Regions from separate parts of the Homo sapiens genome. Here region 1 is linked to region 2. Evidence: chromatin contacts called from ENCODE Hi-C or POLR2A ChIA-PET data. All regions are on one chromosome and are shown on one strand. The core of a region is the stretch at or near the end of the contact, and the rest is flanking DNA. Distances in the headings are between cores, read along the strand shown.

Evidence for each region. Hi-C counts contacts between places; a loop is a spot of excess contacts on that map. ChIA-PET counts read pairs that join two places held with the same protein, here RNA polymerase II (POLR2A). Pooled maps may share reads with other maps.
Region 1: a loop to region 2 is called in a map of naive thymus-derived CD4-positive, alpha-beta T cell, with 4 times the contacts of the local background. The contact joins the promoter of LPGAT1 here to the promoter of TRAF5 in region 2. A Hi-C loop is called at or near these places in 1 of 168 maps with a recorded cell type or tissue (naive thymus-derived CD4-positive, alpha-beta T cell) and 8 of 50 pooled maps. POLR2A ChIA-PET finds 5 or more read pairs at or near these places in 4 of 52 experiments (MCF 10A, OCI-LY7, Panc1 and 1 more).

Annotation. Positions count from the first base shown.
Region 1 is chr1:211,829,513-211,835,151 of GRCh38, reverse strand. LPGAT1 (lysophosphatidylglycerol acyltransferase 1) reads left to right here and starts at 4,389. Exons shown (of 8, transcript NM_014873.3): 1 at 4,389-4,579. LPGAT1-AS1 (LPGAT1 antisense RNA 1) reads right to left here and starts at 4,191. Exons shown (of 6, transcript NR_135820.1): 1 at 4,112-4,191; 2 at 3,740-3,896. RefSeq lists a silencer at 4,205-4,964.
Region 2 is chr1:211,324,829-211,331,061 of GRCh38, reverse strand. TRAF5 (TNF receptor associated factor 5) reads right to left here and starts at 4,229. Exons shown (of 11, transcript NM_001033910.3): 1 at 4,173-4,229. RefSeq lists enhancers at 742-801, 4,365-4,754, 5,024-5,525 and a silencer at 3,935-4,304.

The DNA of each region.
Region 1 (5,639 bases), core at 3,140-5,639, 500 kb before region 2:
TTATTATTATTTTAACGTAATATTTTGAATCTTATGTTATGAAAATGCAAGTTTAAATCTGAACTATGTCTTTTTTTTTGAATTTGCTTTTTTTTGGCATTTTAAAATTCTATTCTAAATGTTAGGATTCTTTTTTTTTTTTTAATACTTTAAGTTTTAGGGTACATGTGCACAACGTGCAGGTTTGTTACATATGTATACATATGCCATGTTGCTGTGCTGCACCCATTAACTCATCATTTAGCATTAGGTATATCTCCTAATGCTATCCCTCCCCGCTCCCCCCACCCCACAACAGTCCCCAGTGTGTGATGTTCCCCTTCTTGTGTCCATGTGTTCTCATTGTTCAATTCCCACCTATGAGTGAGTGAACTATGTCTTATTCATAGGTGTACTATGTGATTTTATAGGTTCTGTGAGTAGAAGAACTTGCCAAAATATCCTTCTCCAAAACATCTTACAAATATACTCATCCATTACAATACCTGATAATCTGCCAGCAGAAATACATTAAGGCTTTGGGGGTTTTAGTTTCTGTATAAAATACTAATGCTTTAGGAAGAGAGTTCTCTCTTCCATTTTTTAGCCATAAGCCCCTTGTCATGGATTAGCTGACCACACCAGGAAGGGGAGATAAGGATTGAGCCAAGGAAACATAACATTGGACAGGTGAGAAAGAAGGTTCTAGCTTAGAGTATTATCTGTTTGGGGAGCAGGGGGAGGCCTCATGTGGAGTCTTCAGGGCCCTTTGGAAACTAGGGATAATTTTAGCCTTAAGAAGGGAAAAGAGAAGCTAGCCGAACAGGAGAGGAGCATGGAGGAGACACAATTGTTTACTTTATAGTATTGTTTAGGGTCAATCATGTTAATAAAAAGAATTGCTGAAATGGCTGAGAGTTGCAGTCAAGTCTGGAGGATTTTTTTTTTCTTTGAGACAGAGTCTTGCTCTGTCGCCCAGGCTAAAGTACAGTGGCATGATCTAGGCTTACTGCAACCTCTGTCTCCCAGGTTCAAGCAATTCTCGTGCCTCAACCTCCCGAGTAGCTGGGATTACAGGCGGGTGCCATAACGCTCGGCTAATTTTTGTATTTTTAGTAGAGGCAGGTTTTCGTCATGTTGGCCAGGCTGGTCTCAAACTCCTGACCTCAAGTGATCTGCCTGACTCAGCCTCCCAACGTGTTGGGATTACAGGTGTGAGCCACCACACTCAGCCAAGTGTGGATGATTTGGCTCACCCTATCTGAAAAATTTTAAGGTTATAAGCCCTGGAGCATTTTATATAAAATAATTATTGACATGAATATAGAAGAGAACATCCATATATATTTCCATTTTTTGTTTGAAGTTAAAGCTGACAACAGTCAGAATGCATGACTCTTTTGGGCTGCTGATTTCAAGCCTGCAACTGTTTCCTAGCAATGTAGGGGGCCTGTGCCAAGTCATTGAAGGTTATTGCTGGTAGGGTTTCTCCCTAGACAGGAAATAGTTCACTGGAGCTTTAGTGCAGAAACCAACACAGGTAGGTAAAATGTTTTTATAATTGCCACTAGGAAAAAGAGAGGGCCCAGGGGGTACTCTTCTGCCCAAGGGAACCTCTCCCTGGTTATAACCTAATTTGTTGTGTGTATGTGGACTAGATGGGTGGAATTCAACCTTCTAAGGTATTGTGGTTATATTGCTTTCAAATGACTGGCGATTCCAAGAAATGTAAGAAATCCTCTTTCTTTTTCAAAGGACCATTCTCTTGTGGTTCAAATGTGGGCTTTTGAAACAGAAACAATAATGTCTGTGGCTATAGGGTGGGGTCTGTTCATTTCCCTCTTTTCTCTATTGGAGTGTACATGAAGGTGTTGAAATTGTTGGCTTCATGTTTGTGTTTTGATAAAGATGGCTCTAAGGTAGCAGGATAGGGGACTAGAAGCTAACTAGTCATTGAAGAAGATCCTTGTTTTCCACAGAACAGTCTACCCTGGAGAACTGGCTGTTCCAATCTTCCTGTTACAGTCATTCAGAGCATTCATACATCTCTCTGTCCATGGTGCAATAAAATAGGCTATGGAACAATCTCAGGAGGCTTCCTAAGTGGTTGAAAGGAGGCAGGGCAAAAAAATTGTAGTATAGGCAAGAGGAAGGTAAAACTAACTAAAACGAACTTCGAAATGCAAGAAATAAACACAAGCATCATCTGAAATTGTTCCCTTAAGAAGTCAGCCCTAACAGTTTCTTATCTATTATAGCAGCTGAATTATCTTGAAACTGATATTGTGGTCAGAAAGTTAAGAAGATAACCCCTCTCCTACACTCTTGGCACAAAACCAGGGCATATCTATACCTGGAACATAATGTGTTGTACTGTTGGTTGAGTTTCAAGAAAAGTCCAATGAGGTTGGAAGCAGTTAATATGAGGATATCTGAAAAGATCAAGGAGATTAGGTATTCCCTACTCCTTCCATAAGGAGGTACTGAAATGGCAGAATTCTGCAATGAGAGATGGTGATCAGCAAGCCGAGGGGACAGGCCTCAGAAGAAACCAGACCTCCCCACACTTTGATCTCTGATCTTGGCCTTCAGAACTTCGAGAAAATAAGTTTCTGTTGTTTAAGCCACCCAGTTTGCAGTATTTTGTTATGGCAGCTCTAGCTGACTAACACACATGAGAACACATATGATCAAATGATTTAAAATTATGAAGGGTCTAGAAGAGAATGTGATCATCTCAGAATACCTCTAAGTCAGGGTTTCTTAAAGCAAGGTCTGCATACTACTTGCATCAGAATCACCTATGACGCTTTTTAAAAAGCAGGTTCTCAGGTCCACTGGACCTAGATTATTAAAATGTTCTGGTATGATGCTGAAGAATCTGTCTCTTTGGTAGACACTTCAAGTGTTGTTTTTGTACACTAAAGAGCCAGAGGTCCTGCCCAACCTCTGGCTCTTTTCTGAGCCTGAAAATGAATTCTGGGCCTGGTACTAATTGCATTTCATCAAGTGCTGCTGTGTCTGGTCCTCTGGCAGATGGTCCCTGATCCAGGAATCACGTGTAAATCCCATTGTAGGTTATCTCTCTCCAGGTGTCAGCCAACGTTTACGCAGCATGTGGGAAAGCTGAATTGCATGGACCAGATGGAATCCTTAGAGTTTATTCTTGATTGTGGAAATAAATATGTACCTCACCTATCTTACTGAAGAATATAATGACATATTTTGAATAATAAAGTATATATATTATCTCTCTCATGAGATTTATTTAAAGATCTTACTACCTTGTCAATAAAGAGAGAATGCAAGGAATAGAATGGGGCATATCTTTCCTTCACCTGTGGACCTAAGAGGAACTGAAATTAGAGAAAGTTGAGAGTCCAGAGCAAACGCTGTGATGAACATTTTCAAAATAGGCAGAATAGGTGGCATTCTGATTCAAATATGGCAGTTCCCTAGGGAGTGTGAAATCTGCCCTGCCCCATCCCCTCCATTTACAAATGTGCTTAAGGGACATAAGGTTTTATAAACAGGATTTTTAAAAACTAAAATTTAGGCAGATCATTTAAGAATGCTCAAGGGGGTAGGTCAATGGACTATTTCTCTATTTTCCTTCAGGTGGTCCAGCCTTTGAACCAGAATGCAGCTATAGTATCCCAAGTGACGGGGTCTGTCTAGGAGTTCCCATGGCCACTGTTTTTTGTCTTTTCGGTTTTTCTTTTTATGGCGGGCGGGGGAGGGCGGGCGGGTGAGTACTTACTTAATGCCAGGCACTTGGTTGTTTTTTCCTTCTTGACTAACCAGATTTCAGTTTCTCTGTGTAGACCATTCATTCCCACTGAGTTTCTTGGTGGGGTGGTGGGGGCGGGGGCGATGAATGGGAAAGTGGAATTGCCATTAATGTTCCAGCTGCTTTCCTGAAACAAGACTTTTGACCGTAAAAAGAATGAATTTGAAACTCTAGACAATAATACACTGCAGAGGTTAAGAAGAAAAGCCATGAGTGCAACCGGGTTTCATTAAGAATGAAAAGTGGACATTTAGCCGTCAAGGAGACAGGTTCCTAGTTTGGGCAGAGAAGAGAGCCCTAACAATGAAAGGCGGCCGTGTTGGCTGAAAGGGGGCTCTCAACTGAAACCAAGGCACTCCTGGGGTGTGAGGATGGGTGTTCATTCCTAGATCTTTCCGAGCGGCCCTTTCCCTCAGTATGTTCTGGACTCACTGAGGTCCTGGCCGAGCGTCCAGGTAGCCCCGAGGGCCCCGACTCGCTGGCGCAGGGGTAGGGGGAGCGGGCCAGGCGGGGCAAGCGGGCCAGGCAGCGGCGGCGGCGCTTTCATTAGAGGGCGCTGTGGGAGCGGCTCCGCCGCAGTCCCGACTCCCGCCGCTTCCTCCCGCCGCCCCTCCCCGCCAGTCCGGGCGAACGCGGCCGGGCCCTTGGGGACCGAGTCTCGGCGCCGCCGGGGAACGGGCGCGGGCCGCGCCACAGCCGGAGCGGGGCAGGGCCCCGCCACCGCCTTCTTCCGCCGGCCCCGCCGCCGGCCATGCATTCTTCCGGCTCCTCTGACTCCCAAAGCCCCGGCTGGGGCCCGGCCAGCCCGAGGTAACCTCCGGCTCCGCGGTCGCAGGCCCCAGAGCGGCAGCGGAGCCGGGCCAGGGGAGGCGCTGGGGGCGGGGAAGGGGGTGTCGTCGTCGCGTGGCCCGGGGAGGCGGCAGCGGCCTGAGGGACGAGGGCGCGGTAGGCCCCGGGGAGGAGGCGGGGGCGCGGGGCATCCGCCCGCCTCCCCGGGACCCGCCCGGGTGACAGGTCCGGCCTCTGAGTCCCCGCCGTCCCTCTGTCCGCAGGCAGCCGCGAGGGGAGTAGGGCGCCAGCGCGCCCGCTCGCGCAGCGCCTCGGGCCGCTTGGGCCGCCACCGCGTCCATGACCGCGACCCCTCGGCGGGGGACACCCGCCCCCGCTCTCCGCAGCCGCCCGCCGTCCGCGCCCGCCGAGGTGAGCCCGGCGCGCGGGCCGCGCCCGCCGCCACGACCCTTCCACATCCGCGGAAACCGCTGCAGGCTCCACCGGCTCCCCGCGCTGCGGTCGCCTCTTCTCTGCCCCTTTCATCATCCCCTGCTTCCTTGCCCTCTGGTCGGAAATCTCATTCTCTTCATCCCCAGTTCCTTGGCTTTTACCTCTTTCTGGCTTTTGCTCCCTTCCCCCTACTCCTGTCCTTCCTCTTTTTCGCATTATAACCCCCTACTTTCTTCCTCTCACCTTGTAAGCTTTTTTTCTAGGCCCCCCATTTTTTTTCTTAAAAAAAAAAGGGAAACAAAAACCCTATTGCTACAAATGAGAATTTTGAGGGTAACTCTTCGCTAGAGCCAGAGACCTTTTAAAGGAATGCATCGGTGTGCAGGAATCGTGGTGGTGAGGAGACTGAGGTCCTCAGTATCTGGGAAATCTTATTGAGGGGACCCTGTTTCGGTCATGTCACTTGTGTCTTCAGTTTGGAGATCCTGAGGTTGTCTGAAGCGAGTGGATCTATTTTTCTAAGTCCAATAGACGACCGCAGTGAGACACGGTGCGGGGACGGCCACCGATTACTGAATGGGAATTGTGTTATCATTTGCTAAATATATTGTGACATACTTCGTGCCTCGGTGAACAGCTCCCTTGACCT
Region 2 (6,233 bases), core at 2,980-5,479:
GAACAGAGAGAAAGAGGCGGCCTCGGACAAATGTCTAAGGTGCTTCTGAAACATCATGGTGAAGATTCTGAATATTGCAAATCATAGTGGCCAAGAAGATAACTGGGTGAGGGATGGAAATTTGATCAGCCTTTCCTTAAAAGTGTTGGTTTAAGTCTTGGGAATGGCCAAGGGCTCAAGGAGAGAAGCACAGAGAATTGAAATCCAACCTGAGGACCCAGCCTTGGCCCCATACCTGCACTTGCAGGACAGAGGAGGATAAGAAGCTGGAGGTCAAGGAAGGGAATGCTGGTGGGGACGGTGTAGCAACCTCCAAGGAGATAAGTAATAGCTGCAGCGTGGGCTGGTATGGGCTGGTGACTGAGGAGTACCAGGTCCTGGAAACCTACACAGGACAATCAGAGCAGCGCAGCAGGTGCACGGTGCCGAGTGAGGAGCGAGTGCAAGAGCTGTCCACTCTTTACAGAAGCTTGTCAGTGAAAGAAAGAGAAGAGGGACTGGGGAAACATGGAGTCTTCTTACTAACAGAAAACTCAGCTTGTGGGGGAGGGAAGAAGTCTGTGGGAGGGAGGCAGGGAGGGAACCTGCCTCAGAGGGAGGAGGAGAGAGCTGACTTGGGAGTGTACGTGGAAAAGGTACTCTCGCCTTGTTCTGGAGGAGAGCACTTTCTCCTTGAGAGAAAAAAAAAAAAAGCCATGGAAAAAAATTCAGGAATGTTCTGAATTGGTAAGGAGGGAAGTTGATGGAGCCTGTGGTGTCAAGAAATGAGACATGGGGCTCTGCTGAAAGTAAGTGAGATATCCTGGGAGGGCACTCACTGGGCTCTGTCACTTAATACTGGGTCTCTAAGACCTGCACATCACACGGATACTGCACAGTGTACAGACCATTTGCATGTATACTGCTTTTGCTACAGCACGATCCAAGCATGCACCACCACCTGCCTCCAGGTACAAATATGCAAAATGTGCTCACCACTGTCACTGTAAACAGACTGAGTTCCTCTGTCAGGACTAATGAGTACTTTCACTTTTATCTCCTGCCTGGTCCTCCAAGCCACTTTCTCACAAGATAGGACTTGCTGGAGGCCATATGGGTCAAGGCTGCTGAGTGATCCTTCAAATAAAGCTTTCCTCTGGGCAAGGCAACAAATTCATGCTGGCCCACTCCTGGGTGGTGGCAGCGGCAGCAGCAGCAGAGGCCTGCCAGCTCTGAGGACTCCCTCTGCCCTGCAGCGTGTTCTCCTCTGCCCCAACACACACAGATACTCACTTGCTACACCTCTGCTGGAGCTAGAACTCCTATCCAGAATCCCAGAAAAAGCCACAACCTGGGCAGAAAAAAGCTCTTCAGAGACTGAGTCAGACACTGACCCCTGATCAGTGACAAAGGTGTCAGGCAGCTTTTGATGACTGTCTCGCTGGTTCTCTCATCCTCCTCCTGCCCAGAATCCTGGCTTCCTTTAATTAAGATACTATGGGAAAAACACAGGAATTGGAGAAAGAAGACTTGGGATTAGGTCCTGCCCCATCCCTACATGCTGTGAGGTCTTTCAAATCACTTCTGAGCCTCAGCTTGCAACCAGGTAAAGTGGAAGGAATAGCATGTGCCTCTCCCTTCTCCTGAGGAGGTAGTGAGAAGTTAATCAGATGAGATGGGCTTCTCGTAAGCTGTACAGTGTTATTCTAATTTCTGGATTTAAGCAAGTCCTGCTGGGAGCTCAACCTCTCTCTGCCAAGCCTACCCAGCACTTGTTCCTGGCAGCTCAGACCCCAAGGGAGACGTACCCTGAATGAATTCAATTCGATTCAGCAAACATCTGTTTAGGCCTACTCTATGCCAGGTTCCAAGACACACATGAAAACAGACAAGGGTCTTGCCCGGAGTTTGCCTGGCTAGGCAGAGCTAACAGAGTGGATGTCTGTTCTTGTGGTGGTTAGGCCAGAGTCTCCAGCAGAACTTGCTCCATGTTGCTGGGGACAGACCACAGAGGCATTATCAGAATCTGGGTCCCCTTGCTGACCCCTCAGACGGAGGAAGAGGTGGGCAGATATGGCTCTCTGAGAAGCCAGGGTGAGGGGCCTGGAGCAGGGGAACAAGACACCTCAATGCTCTGATCCTGGTCCAGCAGTGGAGCTCAGGGAGCTATTTACCGCCTCAGTGCTTCACCCTCACAATCTGAGAGATGTAGAGAATAAGCCTGCTCTAACTCATGAGGGCGTCATGGAGGACGAAATGAGAACAAAACGACAAGAACAAAGAGAAAATGCTTTGCAAAGGAACGAGCTTTACAAACAAATAATTATTTTTCCTTCAAGGTCCTCCCCAGTAAAGCTGAGCTAATCAGAGGAGGTTTGTCTAAGTACTGAGGTGCCTTTCCCACTGCAAGCCTAACAAGACTGACTCTGAGGCATCTAGCTCCCCGACTGTGCAAATCATCCCCACTGAAACATCCCAGTCCCTATCGTCAGGACGTTCAGTGGACGGCAGCTCTTTTCCACACTCTTTCCATCGCCCTACTACCCAAGTCCAGCGGGCTTGCTGCTGACAGAGGGAAATACCACCATCCTACCCTGCCCGTCACAACAGGCCTCTCAGCCCAGAGGCCGTGGGAGAAGTCGCCTTCTCCATCACTTCCCATGTTCCAGATGCTGGCTCAGACACTTTCTCCTGCCTCTGTCCAGGAGCCAGGGATCTGAGAGGTGATCCATTCCATAGAGTTACAACAAAAACAGTAACTGTAACAAAATCAAAAACCTTTACAGAAGCTAGGCGTTTTCCACTTCCATCTTACATCCATCGTTCCTGCAGCAATTTCTGTCTTTCTAGTTCAAATTAGAGTTAGGGATGGAAGTGTTTCCACCCAAACCATCAATTACATTAACACCCCTGTTTTCAGCTTTGTGAGTACATAAGGCAGAGCAGCTGCACTGGGATTTGAGAGTTCCTAGCCCAGCCTTTTGCTGCCTAAAATTATCTCGCACACACCCAAAACTGTTCTATTTCCAGAAATGGTTCAACTAATTTCTTTGCATCTCAGGTCTTCCAGAGCCCTTTTAAAATGCAAGTATCTCTGGAGGAAATAACCATATTCCACTGGCCCCAGCCCAGTTCTCACACAGCACCTGCCCAATAAATATTTACAGAATTAAACTGGTTACCAGATGCCTATCCTCACAGGAGGTGGGTCAGAGCCCAAGGCTATGGAGGGTGGGGGCTGCAGGGGCAGCCCTGGCAGGGAGCCTCGCCTGGTTTCACCAACCTCAATGCTCGCCTGAGGCAGCTCTGCCTGCCACAGCGAGATAACTGAGTTCTCATGAAAGTAAATCTGAAATACCCAAATATGGAAACTTAGCAGAAGGAGGCCGAATGAGCAGAGAAAGTCGGCCAGCCAGAGTGGCCCAGTGGGACCCGCAGCAAGAGCGTGGCCCCGAAAATTCTCAGAACCACCAAGACCCTGCAGAACAGGAACAAAGTGGAGACCATCTGGTACGGAGAACTCAGAATCTGCGAATTCTCTGGGTGCCTCTGGGCAACTCCTTCCACCTCTCGGAGCTTTGGTTTGCGTCAAGGTTCCTTAGAGCTCGCCTTCTGGGGGAGGGGGGTAGCTGCTTTCTAAAGGAAGACGCGCAAACGAACAGCTGGTAGAGGCTTCCATTCCTTGCAATCCTGAAGTTTCATTCTGGAGTTGCTTTGATTGGAAAGCCCTGCAAAGGTGGAGAGGGTGCCTTCGGGTGCGGAAGGGGGCCAGGGCCTGGTTTGCAGTGCGGATGTGCGGGACGTGCCTGAAAGTCCTCCCCGCCAGTGCACCCCGACGGAACCTGGCCCCTCCGGTCCACAGCCGCCCTCTGGACCAGCTCCCCAGCTTTGGACCCCCAGTCTCCGCCCTCGCCACACCTCTCCCCGGCTAAGAAACCCGCTCCGCACCGCTCCCGCTGTCCCCGGGCCGTCGGCGGTCACCTGCCCCGCCGGTCTCCCGCAAGCCCGGGCCCCTCCGCCTCCCCCGGCCCAGCCGCCGCCTCGCGCCCTCCCCGCCGGTCGGGGACCGGCCGGACGCCAGCAGGCGCTTTCGGTTTCAAAGTAACTGGGACGAGATGAAAAGCGCTCGTCGGTGTCCCCACCCCGGCCCTTCCGTCGCGAGGGTGCCCAGGGCGGCGACCCGCCGGACTCACGTGGGGCTCGGCGCGCGGGCTCCGCGAGGCCGGTCTGCAGGCGCGGCTGCTGCTCCTGGCTGCGGCCGGCGGCGGCGGCGAAGCGGAGGCGAGGCCTGGGGCGGGGCCGGGGCGCGGGCGGAGGGGCGCGGGCGGGCGCAGGGGAAGAGCGGACGCGCAGGAAGGGGTCGGGAGGAGGCTGAGACCGTCATCCAGGCGGTTGGAAAGCTAACCTACCCGCTTCAGAACCGTTAGTATCTACAAGTCCAGTCATCTGATTTCCCTCACGTGCGTCTGAATTGTGGCCGTCTTGCTCTTCCGTCAGGCACAACAAGGCTCAGCCCGTCCTCTCCTGTGTTGACCCATTTGCTCAAGGCCTTGCTTGAGATCTGGCTCAAATCAGTCCTTCCTGGACTTTCCTTCAGGGTAGCACAAATTTGCCAGCCCTCCTCTTGCTGTTGGCCTAACACCAGCAATCTCTGAGAGTTGTAGAGCTCCCCGGTTGGCTTCCCAAACATCTCCTGTGGTCCTCAAAACAAGCTGGTGAAGTAGGCCTGGTCATCCCCATTTTACAGATGAGCTGTCTGAGGGCCAGAGCAGCAACGTGGAGTGACGTACCCAAGGTTAGACACGCTCAGCAAGCTCTGCAGCTGGAACTTGAATCCAGGTCTGCTGTCTGCCTGTCTCTCTCCCTCTCTCTCTCTCTATACGTATTTTTTATTTTATTTTATTTTTTGAGACGGAGTCTCGCTCTCACGCCAGGCTGGAGTGCGGTGACGCGATCTCGGCTCACTGCAACCCTGGCCTCCCAGGTTCAAGCAATTCTCCTGCCTCAGCCTCCCGAGTAGCTGGGATTACAAGCATGTGCCACCACGCCGGGCTAATTTTTGTACTTTTAGTAGAGACGGGGTTTCACCATGTTGGTCAGGCTGGTCTCATCTCTTGACCTTGTGATCCGCCTGCCTTGCCCTCCCAACAGGCGTGAGCCACCGCGCTTGGCCTGCGCACTCTTAGATACGGGCTCTTTCTTACAATATATTCTCTCCAAGGGCAATACATTCTATATAAATGAAATGGACCAAAATTCCAATTCTATCTAGATCCTTTACTTTCAGTTAGGCCACCGTGGGAAAAGTACTTAACTGCTCTGAGTTTCAGTTACCGTCCTCGTCAATAAAAGGGGAGAATAATACACACCTTGGGAGTCAAAAACTCAGATGTGCACAGGAGCTCGGCAGGAAACATACAGGAGGGAGGCAGAGGTTGTGGTCATGGAGAAAGGAGGGAGGCGCTGGTGCACTAAAGAGCAGGTGGAGGATCTAGTGGAGCAGCCACCACCCAGTGCCAGCCTATTGTTACCTGATCTCTTATTTCTCCAAAGAGCCAGAAATCCAGATCCAAACCTTTTTTGGTTGGTGAGTTAGATGAACCGCTCCGTGGGGGAGAGGCACTGGTGGGTGTTGCTTTGGGACTGTAGATCTGTCTCATAATCTTCTCATGAGAATTAAATGAGATGGCACTCCTGTACGCCTAACACAGAGTAGGTGCTTAGTGAACCCAAGTTCTCCTTCCTGTTCTGCCATACACTATACTTTCCCTCTCTTTTTGTGGGTGTGTATTTTTTGAGAGAGGTTCTCACTCTGTCACCCAGGCTGGAGTGCAGGGGCATGATCACAGCTCACTGCAGGCTGGATCTCCTGGGCTCAAGTAATTCTGCCGCTTCAGCCCCCAGAGTAGCTGGGACTACAGGCACACACCACTACGCCCACCTCCCCCAGCTCCTTTTTTTTTTTTTTTTTTTTTGAAGAGATGGAGACTTACTATGTTGCCCAGGCTGGTCTCAAACTCCTGGGTTTAAGCGATCCTCCCACCTCGACCTCCCAAAGTGCTGGGATTAAATGTGCAAGCCACTACGTCCCACCCGCTTTCTCTTACCATTGCCTGCTTCTTGCCTCTCTTCTCATTACTTCCAAGCATAATAAAGTTGATACTGTTTTTTAGAAGTTATATCTCCTTTCACTGGCTGGAACATCAGTGTCTAGTATGCATACATGCAGGTATGCTCAGAATCCCTGGTCCTGT